Linked DNA regions of Homo sapiens: regions 2 and 3 are each linked to region 1. A link is a loop called in an ENCODE intact Hi-C map of the cell type or tissue named here. Cell type or tissue: heart right ventricle. All regions are shown on one strand.

Region 1 (8,000 bases):
AATTTCTTTTTCTCCTGGCTCAGAGGACTTTATCAGCTCAGACTCCAAGGTCCGCGCAGCCACCCGGGAACAGTCAGAATATAAAAAGGAAGCAGCAGGACACGCCCGGAAGCCCTGACCACAGAGACGCGTCCAGGTAGGAGGCCAGCTCTGGAGGACTGATGCAGCCCAAGGACTGCCCCGCTCATTGCCTGCTCCAGCATTAGCTTTGCCCCATTTGCTTTGGAAACTGGACCCTTAGACACATGGTATCGTCCTCAGTGGTGAGATGTTCCAAGCAGTGGTTCACAGACCTCTCTGTGACTGGCTAGGCCTGCATGATTGAAAAATTCATCCTGATTGCCTGCCCAAAGATGAAATTAGTAATTATAGACTTCCATTCCAGCCACACTCCAGAGTATCTTCATTGTCAGAACTTAAAATGGAAAACATCAAGGGTTCCCAGGGGTTTATCAGTGTCTAATCCGTGGCTAAGTGGAGTCTGTAACTCAGTGTGGTGGCCATTGCGGGCACTGGACCATGAAACAGAGGACTGAGAACACAATTACCAAAGCCACCCAAGCCCTTTGTCCCAGGGAGGCTGGTGGATGAATCCCAGAAACCAACTGTGGCAGTGGGATGTGGCCAGTGCGGGGGTGGCCCATCAGTCACTTCCTTTTTTTTGAGATGGAGTCTCATCCAGGCTGGAGTGCAGTGGCACGGTCTCGGCTCATTGCAACCTCTACCTCGTGGGTTCAAGCGATTCTCCTGCTTCAGCTTTCCGAATAGCTGGGATTACAGGAGCCCGCCACCATGCCCAGCCATTTTTTGTATTTTTAGTAGAGACGGGATTTCACCATATTGGCCAGGCTGGTCTCTAACTCCTGACCTCAGGTGATCCACCCGCCTCAGCTTCCCAAAGTGCTGGATTATAGGTGTGAGCCACCATGCCTGGCTGGTCACTGGCTCTTGTTATGAGCCACAGCCAGGCCCTAGGGCTCCCTGCCGGGGCTCTCTCCTGGGCCTCTCCCCATGTTGGCCCCACACTCATAGTTTTAGGGGATACAAGCAGTAGTCCAGCAGACTCGAGCACCTGGTGTCCAGCATGGACACAGGCCAGGCACGCTGGGGGCACTTAATAACTGCTCGTGGGTTCAACTCGCAAACAGGCCATGGATTTGGTCAGAAAAACCCTGCAAAATTGGAGCCCAGCTCTCAGGAGTGTATCATGACAGGCCTTAAGGGAAGCAAATGAGCAGGAACTCTGTGGAACAAAAATGCAAAATGGAATGATAGGCCCCTGTCATAGACAATGCAACTTTGACTCACATGCTACTTCATAGCTTTGCAAAACCTTGAGACTCAAAGTGACTTTTTTTTTTTTTTTTTTTTTTTTTTTGCTTTGGGTAAGTCAGAGCAACCCCTGGTGGCAGGAATTTTCATGCCTGGGGCATGGAAGTGGGTGGCTTGGGCTATGTGGCTTTCCAGAGGAAGTACTTGGGGCATCTTGGCAGGAGCTTTGGATTTCTTTAGGGAAATGGCAATCAGATGGGGCAGAGTGTTTTTTGCTGAGGGAATCAGAATGATCCCTCAAACAGCACCTTTGATCTCTATTCTCTGCTAAAGATGGTGCTTCCTCTACTTCCCCAGACCCCCGTGTCTGTTCCATTTCCATGAATTTTTCATCAGGGTCACAGGACAAAGGTTTTAGTCTTTGGTTCTAATGAGACCTCTGACTTGGCTCTGGATGACTATGAAACTAGTGAATGCATTTGTCTTTTCTGGAATCCCACACAAGGGAAGCCACTGTGGCTGCTGAGGCCCAGGGTCCAGCTCTTCTCTTTCCCTCTTGGTGAGGTCCTGGGATCTCCTGAGGCCTGGGAATTGCTCGAGGCCTGTGTCACAGCTGGACTGAAGAGTAGCAGCAGCTCAAATGTCTTTTGTTGCTTGTTCCCCAGCTTTAGTCAATTATTATTTTTCCCTTGAAGAATTGCCTCTCGTTGGCATGCAAATTGAGCATAAAAGAGGTGCCCGTAATCCCAGCACTTTGGGAGGCCGAGGTGGGTGGATCACGAGGTCAGGAGATCCAGACCACCCTGGCCAACATGGTGAAGCCCCGTCTCTACTAAAAATACAAAAATTAGCCAGGCGTGGTGGCGTGTGCCTGTAGTCCCAGCTACCCAGGAGGCTGAGGCAGGAGAATCGCTTGAACTCAGGAGGTGGAGGTTGCAGTGAGCCGAGATCGTACCACTGCGCTCCAGCCTGGGCGACAGAGTGAGACTACGCCTCAAAAAAAAAAAAAAAACAAACAGGTGCCTTCCAAGAACACACTCAAAAAAGCAGCTTCCTGTTCACAATTAAAAACATGATTCTCCTCTATAAATGTGTGTGTGTCTATAGTGCAGGGCCCTGTACTAACTCAGAAACCATCTATCGAGAAGGAACAGGCCCTCCTACTCTGCAAGGGCTGACAGTGAGTCCATCGCTCCTGACGGAGCAGGGCTCCTGTGTGCGGTTTCAGTGAGTCACCTGTCCTTGGCGTCACCAACAAGGATAAAGAGCATTTATCATTCATTTTGCATATGGGTTCCAGACACTATGCCAAATGCTCTGTGTGTGCAATAGATCATTGCATTTTTTTTAAAACCTATTCGGTTCTGATCCTGAGTCCTTACCTGCCAGGCTGGTGGGTATGCCAAGTGTATTAGTCCGTTTTCACACTGCTGATAAAGATATACCCAAGACTGGGCAATTTACAAAGAAAAGAGGCTTAATGAAGAACTTACAGTTCCACGTGGCTGGGGAAGCCTCACAATCACGGTGGAAGGCAAGGAGGAGCAAGTCACATCTTATGTGGATAGCAGCAGGTAAAGAGAAGAGAGCTTGTGCAGGGAAACTCCCGTTTTTAAAACCATCAGATCTCGTGAGACCCACTCCCTATCATGAGAACAGCTTGGGAAAGACCAGCCCCCATGATTCAGTCACCCCCCCAGGTCCCTCCCGCAACACGTGGGAATTCAAGATGAGATTTGGGTGGGGACACAGCCAAACCATTATCACCCAGGGCAGCCATCCTTGGGACTTCTCTCTCCAGAGCCTGGTGCATTGAGACCATCATCCATTCCCTCCCCAACCCCAGCACCTTCCCTGTGATGCCAGTGACCACACTGCCCCTCAGGCTGAGGGACTGTGCTGCTTCTCCACAACCGTAGGCAGGAGGAAATCTTTGGCGAGGCTTTGGGAGCCCATGACCGCTTCCTCGAGCACCCTCCCTGCTCATTCCCCTCTGAACCAGAGGACACGGTCTGGAAGTAGAGAGGGACTCTCAGAGGTTCCCCACTGTTCAGGGCCCTTTCTCTCCACTCTCAGGCGCATTGGCCTTGAGGCATCTGTCCCTTGGCCTCATTGGACAACCAGCATTTTCTCTTCAAAGGATGTAAGTTTTTACAAAAGGTGGGAAGACGCATTGACCTGCAACTCTTTCTGTTTTCTACTTGGAAAAATCCAGAGGCAAAAAACACAGAAGGGCCTGCAGTGGCCACCTGCTGGGCATGGAGCGAGGGAAGAATATAGGCAGAATGCGTGTGTGAATATTCCCAAAGATGGTCCCTCTGCTCAGGCATCATCTCCACTCTACAGATGAGGAAACTGAGGCTTGCAGCATGATGTAATCTACCTTAGAGGTAGAAAGTCCATTGTTTCTCCTCGAGGCTCTTCCCTCCCTCTGAATTATGCTAGAACATGGGGTTTACTCATCCCCAAAGTTCTTCAATAGGAAGAGTGGGGTCCCATCAATTCGACTGTCTTGCTTTTCTGGTTGCCACGTGGTGGCGCTGTTGTAACTTAGCCCAGCGTAGTTCAACCATCCAGAGTCTGGGACATGCCTCCCTGATGACCATCCCTGCACAGGCCCCTGGGTTCTTGAGGGAGAATGATCCTAGCCTCCTAGGGTGAAGCTTAACCCCAGTAGCATCTCTTTCTGCTCAGCAGTGTCCATGCCAGTACAGCTGATGTAGCAGTACAGCTGATTAGCAGTCTGGACTGGTCCCTGGTCCGCCCTTCTTGGATATCATCAACCAGGGACTGAGCAGCTTTTTCCTTTTAGATCCTTAAGACACAACTGATTTTATCTTACAACCTTTTGCCAGATAATGGAGCTATTAATATTAGGTTGTACCAGAGGAAATTACCATTTAGTTAGGTCAAAAATTGTTGGTCATTGGCCATTTCCTGTGCTTCCATTTCCTGTGCTCCTTCTTCTGAAAAAGGTCAAGGGCAGTGTTTCGAGATGACCGGCTTTTCTCAGGGAGTGAGAATCAGGCAGGGAGTGACCTTGAGTGATTTCTAGCTGAATTCCCGGCGCCTTTGGTTTCTGACCACAGTGCTTAGGCTCCCAGGCAATGGTAATTGACACAAGACCAAACAGATCTCCCAAACAAGGCTTTGTGAGGGGCTTATGTTTGAACACAAGGGAGAGAGCGCTGGAGCAAAGTTCTCCGGCTGGCTCCCCGAGGACAGGTCTTTTTGGTGTTTTAAGAAGGGTGGGCAGGGCATGGTGGCTCACGTCTGTAATCCCAGCACTGTGGGAGGCCGATGTGGGTGGATTGCCTGAGCTCAGAAGTTAGGGACCAGCCCGGGCAACACAGTGAAACCTCATCTCTACTAAAATGCAAAAATTTAGCTGGGTGTAGCGGCATGCATCTGTAGTCCCAGCTACTCTGGAGGCTGAGGCAGGAGAATTGCTTGAACCCAGGAGGTGGAGGTTGCAGTGAGCTGAGATTGCACCACTGCACTCCAGCCTGGGTGACAGAGCAAGACGCCGTCTCCCAAAAAAAAATAAAAAAAAAGTGAAGAAGGGTGACGTGAACAAGCATGAGGTATGGGAGCGTCGTTACACGTGTGGGGTAGAGCACAGAGTGCACAGGCACAGTGAAAAACATGTTAGGGCATATATTGCATGATCAAAAAATGGCAGATATGCAGCCATAAAAAAGAACGAGATCATGTCCTTTGCAGGGACATGGATGGAGCTGGAGGTCATTATCCTTGGTAAACTAACACAGGAACAGAAAAGCAAACACTGCATGTTCTCACTTATAAGGGGAGCTAACTGATGAGAACACATGGACACATAGAGGAGAACAACACATACTGGGGCCTATTGGAGGGAGGAGGCTGGGAGGAGGCACAGGATCAGGAATGATAACTAATGGGTACTAGGCTTAATACCTGGGTGATGAAATAATCTGTACAACACACCCCCATGACACGAGTTCACCTGTGTAACAAACCTGCACTTGTGCCCTTGAACGCAAAATAAAAGTTTATGAAACAAAACAAAACCCAAAAAATGGCAGATAAGCCCCACCTGGGTGGGAATTTTGGTATTACGATGAGCCAGTGGGTGAAGATGGGTCATTCTGGACTTGTGCGTATGCGGGCAATAGGGTTAACTTCCTTGAATAAGATGATGGTGGAATGCTGCTAACCTTAGCTTCTTCAAGGTCTCTTGGTCAGCGGGGATGGCACTGGATGGGGTATGCAAGGTCTAGTAGAATCCTGGTGGGGGCCAAGTCCCATCCATACCCTGTCTCACTTTGTCACTGAATGAAGGAGAGTGGAAACTCAACAGCCTGGAGTCTTAGCTGTTATCTGATGGTTCTCAAACTTGAGTGGGCACCAAGATCACCTGCAAGGCAGATTAAGACAGATTTCTAGGCTTCGCCTCTGGGGAGTCTGATGCAGCAGGTTTGTGGTGAGGCCTGTGAAGGGGCATTTCTTTTTCTTTTTCTGTTTTTGAGACAGAGTTTTACTCTTGTCGCCCAGGCTGGAGTGTAATGGTGCGATCTCAGCTCACTGCAACCTCCGCCTCCCGGGTTCTAGCGTTTCTCCTGCCTCAGCCTCCCAAGTAGCTGGGATTACAGGTGCCTGCCACCATGCCCGGCTAATTTTTGTATTTTTAGTAGAGATGGGGTTTCACCATGTTGGCCAGGCTGGTCTCGAACTCTTGACCTCAGGTGATCTGCCCACCTCAGCCTCCCAAAGTGCTGGGATTACAGGCGTGAGCCACTGCGCCCAGCCAGGAAGGAGCATTTCTAACAGGTTCCCAGGTATTAGTACTGCTGGTCCAGAGACCACACAATGAAGACTGCTGCATTCTGCCACGCGGCTGTGTGACCACCTCAGCCCAGTGCTGTTGGGGCTCAGAAGAAGCCTTCCCTGAGAGCTGGAGTGGACAAGGAGGGTCTCCTGGCAGGGGTGGAGGGAGCTTGAGTGAAAGGGGCAGACTCTAGAGGCCATTCCAGGCAGGGGCAGAATTCCTGAACTGGACCTCTCTAGGGCTGAGTAGGAAGTGAGTGCAGACCCAGGTGGTGACGTTCACTGAAAACAAGGTATGAGGAGTGGCGCCATGTTGAGGAGAATCTGTCAGTCAGGTGAGGGGTTGAGATTTTTTCCTGAAGGTAACTGGAAGCTAGGGAAGTGCTTTGTGGTTTGTTTGCTTTTAAACAAGGGCTGGGCTGGGCACAGTGACTCATGCCTATAATCCCAGCACTTTGGGAGGCCAAGGCCGGTGGATCATGTGAGGTCAAGAGTTTGAGACCAGCCTAGTCAACCTGGTGAAACTCCATCTCTACTAAAAATACAAAAATTAGCCTGGCATGGTGGCGCACACCTGTAGTTTCAGCTACCAGAGAGGCTAAGGCAGGAGAATCCCTTGAACCCAGGAGGCAGATGTTGCAGTGAGGTGAGATCATGCCACTGCACTTCAGCTGGGCAACAAGAGTGAGACTCCGTCTCAAACATAAAATAAAAATAAAATAAAATAAACAAGGGCTTATGCATGCCAGGAAAGTGTTCTGAAGATAAGGGTGAGGCACTGACTGGTGCACTGGAGGGGTGGAGGGTGCCGGCTGGAAGGGGCACTAGGGGATGTTGTTGTAGTAGAGGAATGGTGGCCAGAAGGAATCCCAAGGGAGAACCCACAGAACCCGGTGACTGCCTGGGTGTGGGCGGAAGAGGTGGAGTCAAAGAATGAGAAATAAAAGTAAAATCCTAAGCCCCCCATCCAGCTGAACAGACTCCCTCTTGGCCAAAGGGACCCTAAAGAAGCCTTAAAAACTAAGTTTGGCCGGGCACGGTGGCTCACGCCTCTAATCCCAGCACTTTGGGAGGCCGAGGCGGGCAGATCACCTGAGGTCGGGAGTTCGAGACCAGCCTGACCAACATGGAGAAACCCTGTCTCTACTAAAAATAAAAAATTAAAAAATTAAAAAAAATTAGCCAGGCATGGTGGTGGGCACCTGTAATCCCAGCTACTTGGGAGGCTGAGGCAGGGTTCAATCTGAGGCTTGAACCCAGGAGGTGGAGGTTGGGGTGAGCCAAGATCGAGCCATTGCACTCCAGCCTGGACAGCAAGAGTGAAACTCCGTCTCAAAAAAACAAAAACAAAAACTGAGTTTGGAGCCCTGAGAGGATGGAGGTCAGACAACCTTCCCGTACCTGCTCCCTCGCTAGATGATGTTAGACTTCTTTCCTAAGGGTTCAACAGAAACAAGCAAACCAGCCCTTTCGAAAGACTTGCTCCACCACTGGTTTCAGCTAGATCCCCTTCCCTTTTGTGGTTTCCACACAACAACTGACCAGCATTCCTTCCACACAAGAGACCACCCACCATGGAGTGGTTCAGCACCCTGAGTGCCTTCGCACCCTCTGCGTCACCTTTTAATGTATAAAGCCTAATTTTAGCGCATTTAAATGTTGTCTACACCACAAAGTGAGCATGGGGTGTAACATGTCCATTTGCTTACTATGCATGCACGCCCCTCTTCATGAATACTCATAGCTCTTCCTATAATCTGTTGAATGTGTCTACTTCGCCTGTTCAGCATAAATTCCAGTCTCAAACTTCCCTACCTCAAGTGCCTGCTTCCGGCTTCCGCTGCAAAGCGCGGAAGCGCTTCTGTCACTTCCCAGCCTGCGGGATGGATGGCCAGCCTGCAGGCTGCAACCCTTTATTATAT
Region 2 (8,000 bases), 210 kb after region 1:
TTCCTATTCTGCCATCTTGCCCAGATCCTGAGCAAAGCCTCTTTGTTTTCCACAATATTCTCACTAGAAAAAATTAAAGCAGGGTGGAGATGCATATGGGCAGGGTCAAAGTGTGTGTATGCACAGGGATTGTTGGAAGGAGGAAAGATATTAACATTTGAGTACCCACAATGACTCACTCAAGTTAGTGCTATCTCTTTTTAGCTTTGAAATGATCTGGTGAATGAAAACTATTTTTATTTTACAAGGAGGAAACAGGCTCAGAGAAGTTAGAAGACTTGCTCAGGTCAATCAGGAAACAAGGCAGCCAGGATTCCATCCCAGGTCTTGACAGAAAGGCCCACATCCTTTACAATCCCTGGAGAAGTGTTTTCTTTACAAGGAAGGTGGTGGGGAGATGAGGTACAGGGGTGAGGATGCTACCGAGCACATGTGGTGGGTCCTTACGTCCATTCTTTAGTCTAGTTGGTGGTGCTGCCTTCAAGTCTGGACTTGACTCCTCTATTGCATTTATGGACTGTAGAAAGCATCCTTCTTGTTCAATGGATGGAAGCGGCAGGGGGGCTCACCTAGGGTGTACATTGTTAGATGCGTTGGAGTGGACTTCTTCTTCCTCATCTTGTTTGTTTCCCTTGGGTGGTCAGTGGACCAGTGGTACCTCCCCAGGTTGGTGGTGACCAGCCGGGCAGGGCTTCGGCGCTCTCAGGGCCGGACTCTCAATGGCAGAATCTGGAGAGTTCACGGACTGTCTTTTGGGTTTATTTGAAAAAGCAACTTGGAGATCAAAAGAGATAGGACTAGATAAAACTCACACTCCTTGGCCTCTATGAGCCCTGGGATATCGAGCCGCTTCTCCCCTTCCTTCCTCCTTCCTCCTTCCTCCGTTCTCACCCTATACTGCAATCAGACTGCATGGGCCATTCCTTCAGTGGCTCCTTATTTCTCCACTCCAGCCTAGCACACGCTGTTCTGTCTGCCTGAGACACTCACCCTTATCCCCATCATTTTGTCTCTCAGCTAACTTCTCTTCTGTTATGTCACTTCCTCCAGGGAGTCCTCCTTGAAGCCTTGGGCCTGGGTAAGTGTTTACAAATGTAGGTTTTATTATTATTTTGTTATGATTGAGATATGGCGAGGCCAATAGATAAGGAGATAATTGCCTTTGAAAAGATAGTTTGTTACAATTCCCAAGAGGAGGGGGCATACCCCCACCACTGGGCACAGGGCACACAGGGAAGCAGTAGGGTTAGGAGGCAGAAAGGGTGAGGGGAAAACATGGGCAAGAGCCTTTATTGTGGATCCCATGGGAAGAAATGAGTGAAGCAGTGTAATCAGGTTTAGAATTGGTGAGTTTGAATAATTTCAGTGGGCTCTGGGATATAGGGATTGTCTCTCATCTGGTAGTACTTGGCCCTGGGTGATTAGGGCAAGTGGATAGTGACCCTGAGTTTGACAGCTTGATAAGGGAGGTGGTTGGGGAATAGGCTCTAGTTTAATTGGTTTGTATATGAAAGGCATGCTTGTAGGAGTCCTTTACTATCTCTAGGAATTATTAATAGCTAGCCCTGGGAGGGGCAGTCCCTCCAGGGTGAGCAAGGCCCCAGATGTCAAAGCCTCAGAATGAAAAAGCAGGTTAATGCGGTCGACTGCCTCTCCTACGAATTCCTGCAGCTCACTGACTTAAATACACTGTGAGCCTTACAACGCAGACGTTAAACCTCCAAAAGTAAGGTGCCCAGGCACGGAAGGTGATTTTCAGGGGCAGCTCATGTATGACTTTTTTTAAGTTATGTAGTTATTTTAATGTATATTCCAAATAAACCAGCATACCAAATACTTTACTTCATTGATAAAATAAATTTAAGAACATCATAACAAAAATGTTATGTAAAAATGTAAGTCCAGTATTAAAGAACAATTTTAAGCAAATAACATCAGAGGCTGTGAAGGTAGTGCACTTCCTTCTCTTTGTCCCCATTTTATCTCCAGCACCCAATACAATCTTGACACTCAGACCTTGTCTAAAGGAGTGAATGAGGCAGCCCTGGGCTAGCGGCATTGGCATCACCACACTCCAGAACATCTTGGAAAAGAGGATCAACAGTAGATGGAGCGGAGGAGTTGTTTTATCTGAACTTTTTTTGCAGATGAGAAAATAGGAAGCCAGAGCCAAAGAGAGGACTTCCTTGAGGTTCCACAGCAAGTTCATGGCCAGTTCTGACCCAATCTTGTTCTTTCTTTTTTTTGAGATGGAGTCTGGCTCTGTCACCCAGGCCGGAGTACAATGGCGTGATCTCGGCTCACTGCAACCTCTGCCTCCTGGGTTCAAGTGATTCTCCTGCCTCAGTCTCCGAGTAGCCGGGATTACAGGCACACATCACCATGCCTGGCTAATTTTTGTATTTTTAGTAGAGATGGGGTTTCACCGTGTTGACCAGGCTGGTCTTGAACTCTTGACCTCATGCAATCCACCTGCCTCGGCCTCCCAAAGTGCTGGGATTACAGGTGTGAGCCACCGTGCCCGGTCTTATTCTGTTCTGTTCTTTTCTTTTCCTTCTCTTTCTCTTTCTGTCTCTCTCTTTCTTTCTTTCTTTCTTCTTTTTTTTTTTGAGATGGAGTTTCACTCTTGTTGCCCAGGCTGGAGTGCAATGGCATGATTTCAGCTCGTTGTAACCTCCGCCTCCTGGGTTCAAGCGATTCTCCTGCCTCAGCCTCCTGAGCAGCTGGGATTACAGGCAGGCGCCACCACACCTGGCTAATTTTGTATTTTTAGTAGAGACGGGGTTTCTCCATGTTGATCAGGCTGGTCTCGAACTCCCGACCTCAGGTGATCTGCCCACCTCAGCCTCCCAAAGTGCTGGGATTACAGGCATGAGTCACCGTGCCTGACTGTGTTCTCCTTTCTTATCACTGAGATCAGCTGTGTTGCCATATAGGACTCAGTTCCAGGGCAGGACCCTTTGCTTCCTCCTGGAAGCCCCTGTCTGTCTGCTGGCTCATGCAAGGCCTCCGCCAGGGGCTGGTCTGGATGCAGCACTCCCAGCAGCAGCCTGGACCCTGGCTGGGTGCACTGGGGCTCTCAGGCACAGACTGTCCAATCTTCCAGGCCAACTGAGGCTCCGGATTTTCTTTTTTCATCAATAGAGGTTAAGGATGTGTCCAGGGTCACACAGCTATAGCCAGTCAGAACCAGGTCAGAATTGGGTGTTCTTTTCAGTGTACTCCACCACCTCCCCATATGGGTGACTGGATGGAGTGGGCTGAAATGGGCTCTCTGGCAAGGTAATGAGCTCCCCATCCCTGAGTGTGCAAGAAGAAGATGGATATCCCTTCATAATCCCCCTGGAACTGTGACACAGGAGATTTTGGCATAAGGTATTTCCAGCTAAGGGCAGTGCTCAGCGACATTTGATGTCTGAGTCACTGATGACCTTTGCTCTTCAGATTTCCAGCTTGTTGGCTGCTTCATGGGCTGGGCCCAAGGGGCTCAGTTACTGACACCATCAGGAAAGGGCTCTCAGGGAAACATGCTGAAAGCTATTTCCATTTATTTGTATTTGCTGCCTTTGACTTTGGACAGTAGCTCAGCTCCTGGGAGATCTGTGGGGGATGTATGTGTTGAGAGTTCTGGGGGTGAGCTGAAGGCCCCGGATCCTTGAACTAGACCCTGCAGAAAGCGATGGATTCAGCCAAGGCCAGGGTTCTGCCTAGGGGCTGATGGGAGCGTGGCATCCTGGGACGCTTCCCCAGAGTGGCCACTAGAGGGGGCCCGCTCTCAGCTGCACTCTAGAAGTGATACCTGGAGGGCATCCCTAGGTTGGCCCATGGTGGAGCAGGTGGGATGTCAAGCTGGTCCAGGGTAATAATGTCTTTCAAACTTGTTAATTGAAATCTTACATGGGGTCCCACATTCCAGGGACAGTTAGCAGGGAAAACTTTGGGGTGGAGGGGAAGGAGCAGCGTAGAGAGAGGAAATCTGTCCATTTGTACACAGACTTCTGCTCAGCCCCTCTCCGCCCCCATGTTCTTGGCACCGGGCTAGGAGGGAAGCCATGGACCAGACTCGAGGGGGAGTGGAGAGCAACATGATGGTCGGGGAAGAGAGAAGGTGCACAGCAGCTGTGTGTGCACAGCCATGCGTGGGTGCCTGGATGAGCCTCTGTCACTGCCCCGGAGGGGAGCTCAGCCTGATGGGTGGGCTGCACCTCCAGCTGCCGCATGTCCAGCAGAAGGGGCTGGTTACCCTAATCCCCATCTGCCTCTGCATCAAGAGGCACAGCATCCATGGTGAAACTGTCTCTACTAAAAATACAAAAATTAGCCAGGTGTTGTGGCAGGCGCCTGTAATCCCAGCTACTGGGGAGGCTGAGGCAGGAGAATCATTTGAACCCGGGAGGCGGAGGTTGCATTGAGCCGAGATTGCGCCACTGCACTCCAGCTTGGGGGACAAGAGCGAGACTTCGTCTCAAAAAAAAAGCACAGTGTCGCCATTAACAGTCATGTACAAAAATGCAGGAGAAAGCGTCTAACACTTAGTGAACAACTCATGTTAAAGAGTACAGTAGGACCGCATTTTCAAAAATGTGTGTATACATACAAAATGTCAATGTACTATTAATGGTGCTGAATTCGGCTGTGGAATCCAAATGATTTTTATTGTTAAGAATTTTTGCCTCTGAATTTGTGCCTGTAAATGCATTGCGTTTGTAAAAGGAAAATAAATTAACAACAAGTGTTTGTTTTTCAAGCATGAGAGAGGGCCCACACCTGGCTCAGGAATGCAGCCTCGGCCTCTGGCTCCTGAGGCCCCTGCAACAGTTGTTAGAGGCCTGCTTCCGGTCTCATGCTGCCCCTGAGCGTCTAGGGATGGTGGGCAGACCCTGAACTGGGTTCCTAACCCCCCTGTCTAAGACATGCCAGTGTCTTCAGCCCCTTGTCGCCTACATTCTTCTCCCACTGGTTCTCTCATTGTGCACGTCCCTCCCTACCTCCTGATCTCCAGAAGAGCTAGGCTGAGAGGTGAGCACCAGTGGACTCCTTTGGGCCCCACCTCAAATCCTGTCTGCAGCACCAGCTGCTGCTGCTGCTACTAAACACCAAAAGCCTGACAATCAGCTGCTTCTCCAACCCGGTGGCAGTTGCTGGGATCAGTTGTATACTACCATGAAACCCTGTCGTCTCACTCTCAAACCCAAAATCCAAGGCACAACCAAGAGACATCGCTCTAAGCTGAAGTGCACCTCTGGAAGCTACTAGAACAGCCAAAGATGCTCTTAACACACGTGCATACATGGATGCAATTGCAAATGAGGACATAGGTGGGTACAAACACCAGGGCCATGTTCGTACTCAAACACAGAAGCAGACACACACACCTATGCATACATAATCACATGTGCACACTTATGCATGTGGCACTCAAGCAGGTACACAGGCAGAGTGGTGGTTATGGACTAGGACATCCAATTACCCAATTCCAGAGATGTTTATTGAGCACTTTCTAAAGTCCAAGTTTGGTTGCTGGGCTCTGGGGATGCAGAGATGGGTAAGCCACTCACAGAACATTCCACAGCGATCGGCTTCTGTGCAAAGCAGAATATGGTGTTGGGAGGAGTAGAATCACAGGATTTGAGGGCTGAGGCGGGAGACAAATTCAGGGGTACCTCCCATTTATAGAGTGTTTCGTAGTTTCTAGATCACAGCCACAGGAGGCAGCGCAGCTACTTTCCCGTTTTACTTTAGGATGTATGTGGCCTAGGAGAGGCTGGCCTTGGGTCTTAAAAGCTGTACTGCCTCCTGGTTCCTATTACTGTAACTAGGGATTTCTGTGATCCCTGGGGTGGTGGTCCAGGCCTTTGATGGACCCGTGGTGACCCATGTGACTCTGACCCACATGGCCTCCACCTCCCCATCCCCTAGTTTGGGTCATGGGCTTCACAGGCCACGTCGCTGAGGACACTGTAAGATTGCACTTAGGGCCAGGTGCGGTGGCTCACACCTGTAATCTCAGCACTTTGGGAGGCCGAGGTGGGCAGATCACCTGAGGTCAGGAGTTCGAGACCAGCCTGGCTAATATGGTGAAACCCTGTCTCTACTAAAAATACAAAAATTAGGCCGGTGTGGTGGCGGGCACCTGTGATCCCAGCTATTCAGGAGGCTGAGGCACAAGAATTGCTTGAACCCGGTGAACCTAGGAGGCGGAGGTTGCAGTGAGTCAAGATCACACCACTGCACTCCAGCCTGGGCGATAGAGTGAGACTCCATCTCAGAGAAAAAAAAAAAGCAAAACAAAACAAACAAATCCCAAACATTTCCACTCTGGATGCCAGCTTGAAGGCTCTTGGTCTTGTCCTTGACTTTTAGGCAGTCCTTAGCTCCCAGAGAGAGCAGCATTAAAAATCATCATCAGCAAAGTACTTCATTAGGCATAGCTTTTAATAATGCGGAATGCTCAATTTTTATTGAAATATGTTTGTCAAAACACAGATAGAAAATGCTAGAAATAGAGCACCCCAGAATGCCAGAGCTGGGAGGCATCTGAGAAGCTTCTAGTCTAATCTTCTCCTTTGACAGATGAAGCCTGAAGATTTGGGGGTTGGTTCTCACTGAGGCTGTGCCCTGGGTTGCCCCAGGTGCTGTGAGGAACAGGAATGGAGGCACATGGCACCCACACTGGTCTCTGAGATGCCATCACTCACAGCTTCTCCCCATCAGCCAGGGCCTTGGACACAGCCCGAGCCTGAGTTGAAACCTGGCCCTGGAACAGGAAGTGCTTGGAAGCTTCCCTGCCGTTGCCGTGGTGCTCACAACCACCCAGGAAACCAAGGCAAGCTCCCCCTGTCAAAGCACCTTGGCCCATAAGAAGAAAAGGGGGAGCCCCAGATGTGATGAGCGCTTCCAGGCTTCAGGCTCAGAAGGCGCCCCCAGCTCTCCTGTAACTCAGAGGCCAGTGTGATGGGAGTTCCTCCACTCAGCACACTTCCCCTGTAAACACGCCTGTGGTGGGCAAAAGGGCTTTGGAACGGTAAGTACAATGGGTATTTTTCAGCCACTTCAGAGACCAAGAAATGTGTCCTAGTGACAGGTGCTGTCTTAGCACCTGTCTAGACCCAGTGTTAGACTTGGGTGCCTCTGGTCTACTTGGCAGGGAGGGAGTTTAGGGAATCAGGAGGGGTCTGGGAGCTGAGAGACCATTGTAGGTAGCTCCTGCCCGCCCACAGGGACCTTGGCACAGGCTCTCAAAACACACGAAGGGGCAGATTGCCTGGTGGGATGAAAAAAGAACACATTTCCAGGCCATTGAGATGTCTCTGGATTTCAAGATCAGCTAAAAAAGTTCTTAGATATTGATCTAAGAAAGCAGGAGCTTTGGGTAGCTGAGTGCAAACCCCAGCCTCCCTCTCTCTGTAACTGAAGCGGTGCTCTGTGGGCATAGCGAGTCCCGTGTGGGGTTTATTCTGTGCTGACCAGGTCTGCTTTAGAATGGAACCCTCTTCTCTCTTCTCAGATTCCTTAAGGCCACGTTGAGGATTTGGGGGTCTATGTCTAGGGCAGTGGGAAGCTGGTGAAGGGCTTTAAGCTGAGGAGTTCATCATCCTGGCTCCTGTGAGGTAAAGGGATCAGAAAAGCATGTATGTGTTACCTGAGGTGGGAGAAGCCTCACGCAAGGTGGAAACTCAGCCATCAAGGAAAACACACATTGCTGTAAACTCAAGTGCACCTCTGAAAGCTGGTTGAACAGCCAAAGATGCTCTTAACACACATGCATACATGGATGCAATTGCAGATGAAGACACCAGCAGCTGGGTACAAACACCAGGGCCATGTTTGTACCCAGACACGTTTCTTTTTCTTTTTTCTTTCCCCTCGAGACAGAGTTTCGCTCTTGTTTCCCAGGCTGGAGTGCAATGGTGAGAGTTTGGCTCACTGCAACCTCCACCTCCAGAGTTCAAGTGACTGTCCTGCCTCAGCCTCCCAAGTAGCTGGGATTACAGGCATGC
Region 3 (8,000 bases), 230 kb after region 1:
CAGTCTTTCTCCTTGACCTCTTACCCTCTGACACCTCTTGTCCTAGATCCTAAATTCCAAATTACTTTGTAGCTTGAGATCCTTGGTCTATGGAATACAGTGTCTTTGCCTTGAGTTGTCTTGTGAGAAATATTAGCCATGTTCAAAAATTAACCAGCACTGTAAAATTTGTCTTGATTTCCTTCTTGCTATACAATTTGGAAAATCTGGCATTTATGTGAAGTTAGAAAAAAAGATGTCTTCTCTTTCTTTGATTACCAAGCAGCACAAAGCTCGGCTGGAACGCCGGGTCACTGGCTCAACCAACCGGTGGCGTTTGCCCAAACAGCCTTTCTCTGGGGACCTGCTCTCACTTTCCCAGATGTGCAAGGCTCTGAGCATAGACTTTGAGGAAGCTTTGAGGAACCCAGACAGGTATGGAGACTCAAAGGTTTGTGGGAGGGAATGGCCCATTATTCCTGGGAGGGGAGGTGCCTGATGACCGGGCCACTCTGATTGGCTGCAGTGGCTGTCAAGGGCACATCTGCAAGGAAGGCTCCCTCTGGAGCCAGCTCTCAGGCATGGACAGGGTCATAAGTGACTACTACCTCTGAGAATGTGGGTGGTTACAAAAGTGCAGAGAAAGATTGAATTTTTTTTTTTTTTTTTTTACAATTTTTCTTCCCAGTGGGAACTTTGAACCCAAACAGGATTCTGAGTTTATTATCCAGGGACCAACTGATTTTTTGACAAACAAAACTTAGTTAGTCCTGGCTCAGTGTTTAGACAGCTTGTAAATGTCCATTTTCACCCAATGAATTGATCCTCTCTCAATCTCATGGCATTCCGAGCAGTAGGCTAGACCCACTTCTCCATGTGATGAGTTCTCTCTTGCCTCTCCTGGAAACACAGAGCTGGACCCTTGCCTTAGTCTGTTTGTGTTGCTATAAGGAAATACCTAAGGATCAGAAATTTATAAAGAAAAAAGGTTTATTTGGCTCAAGGTTCTGCAGGCTGTACAAGAAGCATGGCGCCAGCATCTGCTCAGCTTCTGGTGAGGGCCTCAGTCTGCTTGTACTCATGGTGGAAGGCAAAGAGGAGCCGAGTGTGCAGAGATCACATGGCAAGCGAGGAAGCAAGAGAGAGGAGAGAGGGGAGGTCCCAGGCTCTTGTTGACAACCGGCTCTTGTGGGAACTAAGAGAGTAAGAACCCACCCCTGAGGGATGGTATTAATCTATTCATGAGGGATCTGCCCTTATGACCAAAATGCCTCCCATTAGGCCCCACCTCCAACATTGGGGATCAAATTTCTACACGAGGTTTGGAGGAAACAAACATGTAATTTGTAGCAACCCTATTGCAGAAGGTACACCTCATTTCCCTGGTGCCATGGACCTGGCTTGATGCCGTTACCATCCTTAGGCTGGCAGCATCAGTCTTGTGAGCTCACAGCCAAATCAAAGTGAGCATGGACTGTACTCCTGGGACAGCACCTGGCACAGAAGAACTGCCTGCTCAATCTTTCTTCAGCGAGTAGCCAAATCTTCCCTCTCTAGAGCCACTGGCCAACACTTTTCCGTTGCCGAGTTCCTTAGTGCCAGGGCTCGGCCAGGGATGCAGGTGCTGGAGCTAGGCCTAGGAACAGAGGCAAAATGATCCCAAAAGCTGATGAGAGGGTCTGGGCAGCAAGAACTAAATCTCTGTGAGTCACTGAGCTAAACTGGAGGCAGTGGCCTGAGGGGTGGGGTGTTGAAATGGCATTTGGTGCTGGGCATTTGGACTGTTAAAAGCAGTCTATCAATGGGGCTGGAATCTCCACTTCTTCACTTACTAATTCTGTGACCTTTAGTCAGTGGCTAACCCTCTTTGGGCCTCAGTTTCCTCATCTTTCAAATGGTTATAGAGCACCTTCTTCAAGATGAAGAGTCATCTTGAGGATTAAATGAAGCCATATATTGAAAATGCTTTGCACTGTTTCTGGCAAATAGTAGATGCTTAGTAAACAGAACTATTTTCTTTATTGCCTGGGCAGCATTTTAGTAATTAATCCCGGTGATTTCATCTTGGGGTGTCTCAGCTCTGTGCTCTGCCAGTCAACACCCCCTTTATTTCACTCTGCCTCCTTGCACCTTCCCCAGTTCCTTCCTCCAGGACAACACCTTCCTCCAGCACAACAGGGGCAGAGGAGCCGGTCTTCTGGGGAGAAGCTTTTACACATCTGGCCCTCTCCTTTGTGATATTGGGAAGCTGCATGTCCAGAGGCAGCAGATACTCTCAGGTGTTCTGGGTATGTCTACTGCCACGCATCTGGTGCTCAGCTGATTCAGGATTGGTTCTGCCAGGGCACTTGGGCTCTGTTCCATGAGCCTCTTGTCCTCCTCCTGAGATAGTGGGCTAGCCTGGGCACATGCTTATCATGGTGACAGCAGAGGGCATGAGGGTAAGCCCAGGAGCTCATGTGTCTTTCAAATCTTCCACCATTTCACATTCACTAGGCCCCATGAACTGAGGCAAGTCACGTGGCCAAACTCCCAGTCAAGGGACAGAAAACACACTCCGTCTCCTTATGGAGAGAAACTTTGCAGTATGGAGGCAAAAGGTTTGGACAGAGGGAGGGATGAAGAATTGAAGTCACTGGTGCAGTCTACTGAGTATGGGAGAAACTGATGTTCTGTAATAAACACAAACTTGTCTGGGCATGGTGGCTCATACTTGTCATCCTAGTGCTTTGGGAGGTCTAGGTGGGAGGATTGCTTGAGGCTAGGAATTTGAGACCAGCATGGGGCAACATGGTGAGACCCTGTCTTTACAAAAAATTTTAAAATTAGCCAGGTATGCTGGCTTGAACCTGTAGTACCAGCTGCTTGGGAGACTGAGGTGGGAGGATCACTTGAGCCAAGGAGATTGAGGCTGCATGCAGTGACCTATGATTGTGCCGTTTCACTCCAGCCTGGGAGACAGAGGGAGATTTGTCTCTAAAAATAAAAAAGAGACAGAGAAAGAGAAACACACACACACACACACACACACACACACACACATCTTTTCTTTGTGTTCACAATAGGAATTTGTTCCATGTGATTGTGAGTAACTTCTTAGAAAGAATAAAGGGTGTGTATAACATGAAGGGCTTATTCCTGGTAATTCTTGTGAACCTTCAGGCATCAGGCAACTCTCAGGTGGCAAACTCCACTGTCAGTAAGGGCCTGGAATGCCCCATGCAACATACGTTATATCCCCCAAAGCACTACATGGCTGTTTCTGCCCCACCTGGCAAGCTGTGTTCATGTCATGGATGGTGTCATTGCTGCTTTTCCCACCTGGGGGTGCTGTCTGCTTGGACAGGAGCTGGACCAGTCTATTTCTTGAGTTACGGAAAGGGTCATTCATGATGGAAAGCTGAGGGAACAGGCTCCCAGCTTCTCGTCTATTTCGGGTATGTAATTGTGCCCAGCTGGCCAACACTTCCTTCTGCCGTGTCTGGGTTTTCATGACGCAGGGAGTTCCTGGTCAGCCACTCAGAGGTGCTGATCTTCAGGCTGCTGATCGTCTTACCTTGGTCCTTTTGCAGGCTCTGGGGCACCGAGTGTGGGAGAGGAGGCTGAGAGGAGGAAATGTTAACTTCCTTGCGAGTACTCTAATCTTTTTGTGCCTTAGTTTATGTGCAAATCACGGATACTGTCTTACAGGGTTGTGTGAGAATTATATGACATGATTCATGTAAGGAGCTTAGAAAAGTGTCTGGCACATATACGCTCAATGCACATGTGTCAAGCATGTCCCTGGGGTCCACAGGCGTGTATGGATGCGTGCTGTCATGGAAACCCAGAGATCCAGCACGGGAGGTGTGTCTCAGGCCAGACTGGGGAGGGGGCACCCCCACGAAGGCTCAGGGGGTTGTGGCCCTAGGAAAGACCCAGAGCCCTCCTTGTCCCCAGCTGGTGAGGCTGCCTAGTGGTTTTCTCCCTTTCTGCCCGCAATGCCAAGTCCATTCAAGGGTGGGAGGAGGTCATGCTTAAGAGGTAAGAATGGGAAGAAGGGACCCCTATATTTTTATATTATATTATATTATATTATATTGTATTATATTATATTATTTTATTTTATTTATTTTTAACCAGAGAGTAGTTCTGGGATAGTGGGACTAGAGAACAATGACCCACGTTAACCTAAATAACAAACAGAGAGGAGAGGAAGACTCTCTAAAAGAGGCTGATGTTTATTCTGGAACAGGCATTGCAATGCAATACCAGTGCCACTGTAAACTACGTGTATATTCAGGGATGTAAAGGAAAACAAAGGTTTTTTTGTTTTGTTTTGAAACAAGTCTTGCTTTGTTGTCCAGGCTGGAGTGTAGTAGTGCAATCACAGCTCACTGCAGCCTCAGCCTCCCAGACTCAATTGATCCTCCCGCTTCAGCCTCCCAAGTAGCTGGGACCACAGACATGGCCACCACATGCTGAATTTTTTATTTAATGTTTTGTAGAGATGGGGTCTCTCTATGTTGCCCAGGCTGGTCTCAAACTCCCGGGCTCAAGTGATGCTCCTGCCTCAGCCTCCCAAAGTATTGGGATTACAGGCATGAGCCACCGTGCCTGGCAAGACAAAGGTTTTTAAAGGAAAAGTGAGGAGGATTACATCATTGCTCTGAGATAATTATCCCTGGCTACAAGGATCCATAACAAGGGCGACACCAGTTTGAGTTGCAAGGCAGATGTCCTCGCAGTACTTTTTTTGTGTGTGAGGTTGTGATGGCCTTTGTGTGTGGCTGTAGGTTTTGCAGAGTCTTTTGTGATAGTTCTTATTATCAGGCATTCATGTGTGAGAACTCTCCCTTCCTGGCCTTCCCCACCTCTATTTGTTGGGTGGATTTTTTTGTTTTGTTTTTTTAAAGAGATTTAGAGATGAGGTCTCGCGCAGTTGCCCAGGCTAGAAGGCAATGGCTATTCACAGGCATGATCACAGCTCACTGCAGCCTCAAACTCCTGGGCTAAAGCGGTCCTCCTCCCTCACCCTTGCATGTAGCTGGGACTATAGGAGCATGATACCATGCCAGGCTCCATCAGGGTATTTAACACATCATAACTCCATTTTTATGTTGATACCTTTCACAGAGACAATGAAAGAGAGAATGCTAACTGAAGGCATGTCCTTGCAAGTTATTCCAAACATTCACTCTTTCACTCCTCCCTTCCTCTGGGACCAAGAAGCAGAAAATGGAAGGACTGGGGTCCAGCCCCAGGTCTATGTAACTCTTCCTAGTTAATCAAATTGGCATTTTGCCCTTTGGATAGTTTGCTCCAGGAAGTCCGTATGTCCATGAGAAACTTACTTCCTCTTCTTCCCCTTCTGCCTTTCTCCATCATGGTCATGACTTGGGGGCGTGAGCTCCAGCCTAACAGCACGTTCCCAGCATCCCCGCACCAAGCATTGCAATGGGACCACTGAGTCCCAAACAGTGAGACAACTCACAGATGCCATGTGTTCCGTTCACTTTTCCAGTGATCCTAAAATGAACCACAGCCCTTGGGAACAGCAGAGCCTACATGACGAATGGTATATCTTGACAAGCAGCCCTCACACCCAGGAGAAGGCAGTGTGCTCACCTCTGTTTCCCGGCATCCCTTGGCTCAGCCGATGACACTGATGTTTGTGAGAGTAGTTGAGTTCATGGACCTTGCGCCATATTTTCCAAAGTCTGTGGCTCCATTTTGGGATCACGGTCTGAACTCTTGACTCTGGCCAGCTCTTTCCAGACGTGTCACCCAAGCCACGAGGGGGATCGAGGGAGGAAGCGAGGGTGGCTTGGGTCAGATCTCCACTGCTCCTGTTGAATAAGCAAGTCCAGCTCCCACTGCCTGCCTTAGGCTGAGTCATTGGCAGCCATCCTCCCCCCTTGGAAAGGGCAGCACGTAGTTGGCAATATTCTGGACACGGGCTCCCACCCATGCTTCCTGCATGCACCCTGACCCATGGGGTCTCCTGGGATTGTTGGAGACAGCGTGGTGAAGTTGACACTGCATGACACAGAGCAGCTGTGGTCACAAATGTCTCTTGGCTGGCTGGCTTTCTGGGATGACTGTCTTTAAGCTGCGAATATGTGACTCAAATTTTGTTTCACTTCCTGGCTTAACACGATGAGTCCATGGTGTTTATCTATGTGGTCATGGATTCATTAATGAATATTGCTGAGCACCTGCATGATGGCTTGTGCCAGGGTCATAGCAGTAAACACATGCCGTATCTGTCTTGCAGAGGATACACAAGTAAACAGGCAGCCACAAGACACTCCAGAAGGAGTTTTAAGGGGAAAATCCCAGGACGGGCAGGGGTAAAGCCACTGGCCCAGCATCCCCAGAGAAAGCGGCAATGAAGTTTATTCTGAAGAATGAGTAGGAGCTTAGCAAGGGGAAAGGCGAGGAGGAGAGCATTTGGGAGAGGGAGCAGTGCATGCAAGAGATGAAAGCAGCAGTTGGCAGGTCCAGGTGCAGGCTGCTGAGAAGGGCTGGAGTGGGGACCGTTGAGGGACCAGGCTGCAGAAATATGCAGGAGCTGGTTAGCCGTGCTAAGGAGTTTGGGCTTTCCCCCAAGAGCAATGGGGAAACACTGGAGGATTCTCAGCAGGAGAGAGACAAGACCAAATTTGCATTTTGTGGGAGGCAGGCCTCCGAGCAGAGCAGGGCCGGAGGCTGGGAGACTTTGGCAGTGACTGGAGGGAGATCACAGGGGCTTAGACGAAGGCTATAGCAAGAACAGCAAAGAGAGATGGACAAATTCGAAAGATCTAGGCAAGTGATGAGATGTAACAACACTCAGCATGCTGGCTTGGGCAACTGCAGGCTGGTGGTGCCATTTCCTGAAATGAGAATCCGAGTGAGCAGGGTAGGATTTGGGGTAGATGCTAGGTTTAGTTTTTGGACACACTGAGAATGGGACCTGTATGACCTCTAAAGAAAAATGTTGGTGAGTTCACATCCCAGAAATGAGCAGAACCCTCTATTCTTTTCTCCCAGCAGATATTTACTGAGTGTCTACTATATGCTAGATAATGTTTTAGACACTGAATAAGGTGTCATTCAGGCAGCCAATTATGGCCTGAAATATCTCCTCGGTAAGGCCTACCCACAAACTGAACACAGCAATCACATTATGAGCCAGCTATCAGAAAGCCTACAGTTTTTCAGATCGGCAAATGGTGACCTGAGGAAACTCTTCCAAAGGGCGAGATATGATTAGCTTGATCAATGGGTGCTTTAAGGACATTTATGCTAGAATAATGCATGTTGTAGTTGGAGAAAAATGTCAGTATTAACTCCTGGATTTTATATTTGCATTTTCCCTTGAGGTTATGCATTTCACAAATCCAGAAGTTTTTCTTTGAGAATTTCAAGAACAAGGACATCCAAAGTGGGGAAGCAGGTGAGTTTGTGTTATCCATGGATTAAGCCAGAATGTTGCTGATTTCAGGGGCATCTTGTGGTCTTTATGGAAGGAGACCAGTCCATAAACCAGGGCGCTAGTGTATAAGTTGCAATTCTCATCCACTTCCCAGCGTCTAAGAAATAATAGGTGCCCGGTAAATATTTGTCAAATGTGCAGTGAGTGAAGTCAAGCTTGGTAAACACATTTTCATATGCTCCTCGCCATGATAAAGACAAATGTGTTGATGTCAATAAATAGCCCACACCTGTAATCCCAGCAGGAAGGCCCAGGCGAGTGAATCACTTGAGGTCAGGAGTTCAAGACCAGCCTCGCCAACATGGTGAAACCCCGTCTCTACTAAAAATACAAAAACTAGCTAGTTGTAGTGGCATGCACATGTAATCCCAGCTACTCAGGAGGCTGACGCAGGAGAATCACTTGAACCCAGGAGGAGGAGGTTGCAGTGAGCCAAGACTGCACCACTGCACTCCAGCCTGGGTGACAGAGCAAGACTCCATCTCAAAAAAAAAAAAAGTAGTCTTTGTATTGAAAGACTAAACAGAGTGCAGCAAGCATAAAGCAGCTGTTCTTTGTCTCT

What was found. Hi-C counts contacts between places; a loop is a spot of excess contacts. Peaks named below come from ENCODE experiments on the same cell type or tissue, not always from the same donor. Only the 100,000 strongest peaks of a DNase experiment are listed, where the experiment ranks them.
Region 2: a loop joins it to region 1, with 2.2 times the contacts of the local background. A loop is called at or near these places in 11 of 110 quality-filtered maps.
Region 3: a loop joins it to region 1, with 2.3 times the contacts of the local background. A loop is called at or near these places in 10 of 110 quality-filtered maps.

Annotation. Positions count from the first base shown.
Region 1 is chr10:122,050,415-122,058,414 of GRCh38, forward strand. TACC2 (transforming acidic coiled-coil containing protein 2) reads left to right here. Exons shown (of 23, transcript NM_206862.4): 3 at 24-136. Among named protein-coding and RNA genes, the nearest start is that of TACC2, 65 kb to the left of the region's middle. RefSeq lists an enhancer at 4,300-4,594. In heart right ventricle, CTCF peaks have their summits at 1,415 (motif pointing left) and 3,784 (motif pointing right); a DNase peak (open chromatin) is centred at 3,837; H3K27ac peaks cover 4,154 bases.
Region 2 is chr10:122,264,491-122,272,490 of GRCh38, forward strand. BTBD16 (BTB domain containing 16) reads left to right here and starts at 6,806. Exons shown (of 16, transcript NM_144587.5): 1 at 6,806-7,024. RefSeq lists an enhancer at 3,700-4,201. In heart right ventricle, a CTCF peak has its summit at 3,762 (motif pointing right); a DNase peak (open chromatin) is centred at 3,755; H3K27ac peaks cover 2,026 bases.
Region 3 is chr10:122,276,526-122,284,525 of GRCh38, forward strand. BTBD16 (BTB domain containing 16) reads left to right here. Exons shown (of 16, transcript NM_144587.5): 3 at 266-414; 4 at 7,326-7,399. Among named protein-coding and RNA genes, the nearest start is that of BTBD16, 9.2 kb to the left of the region's middle. In heart right ventricle, a CTCF peak has its summit at 3,320 (motif pointing right); DNase peaks (open chromatin) are centred at 3,321 and 5,716; H3K27ac peaks cover 1,353 bases.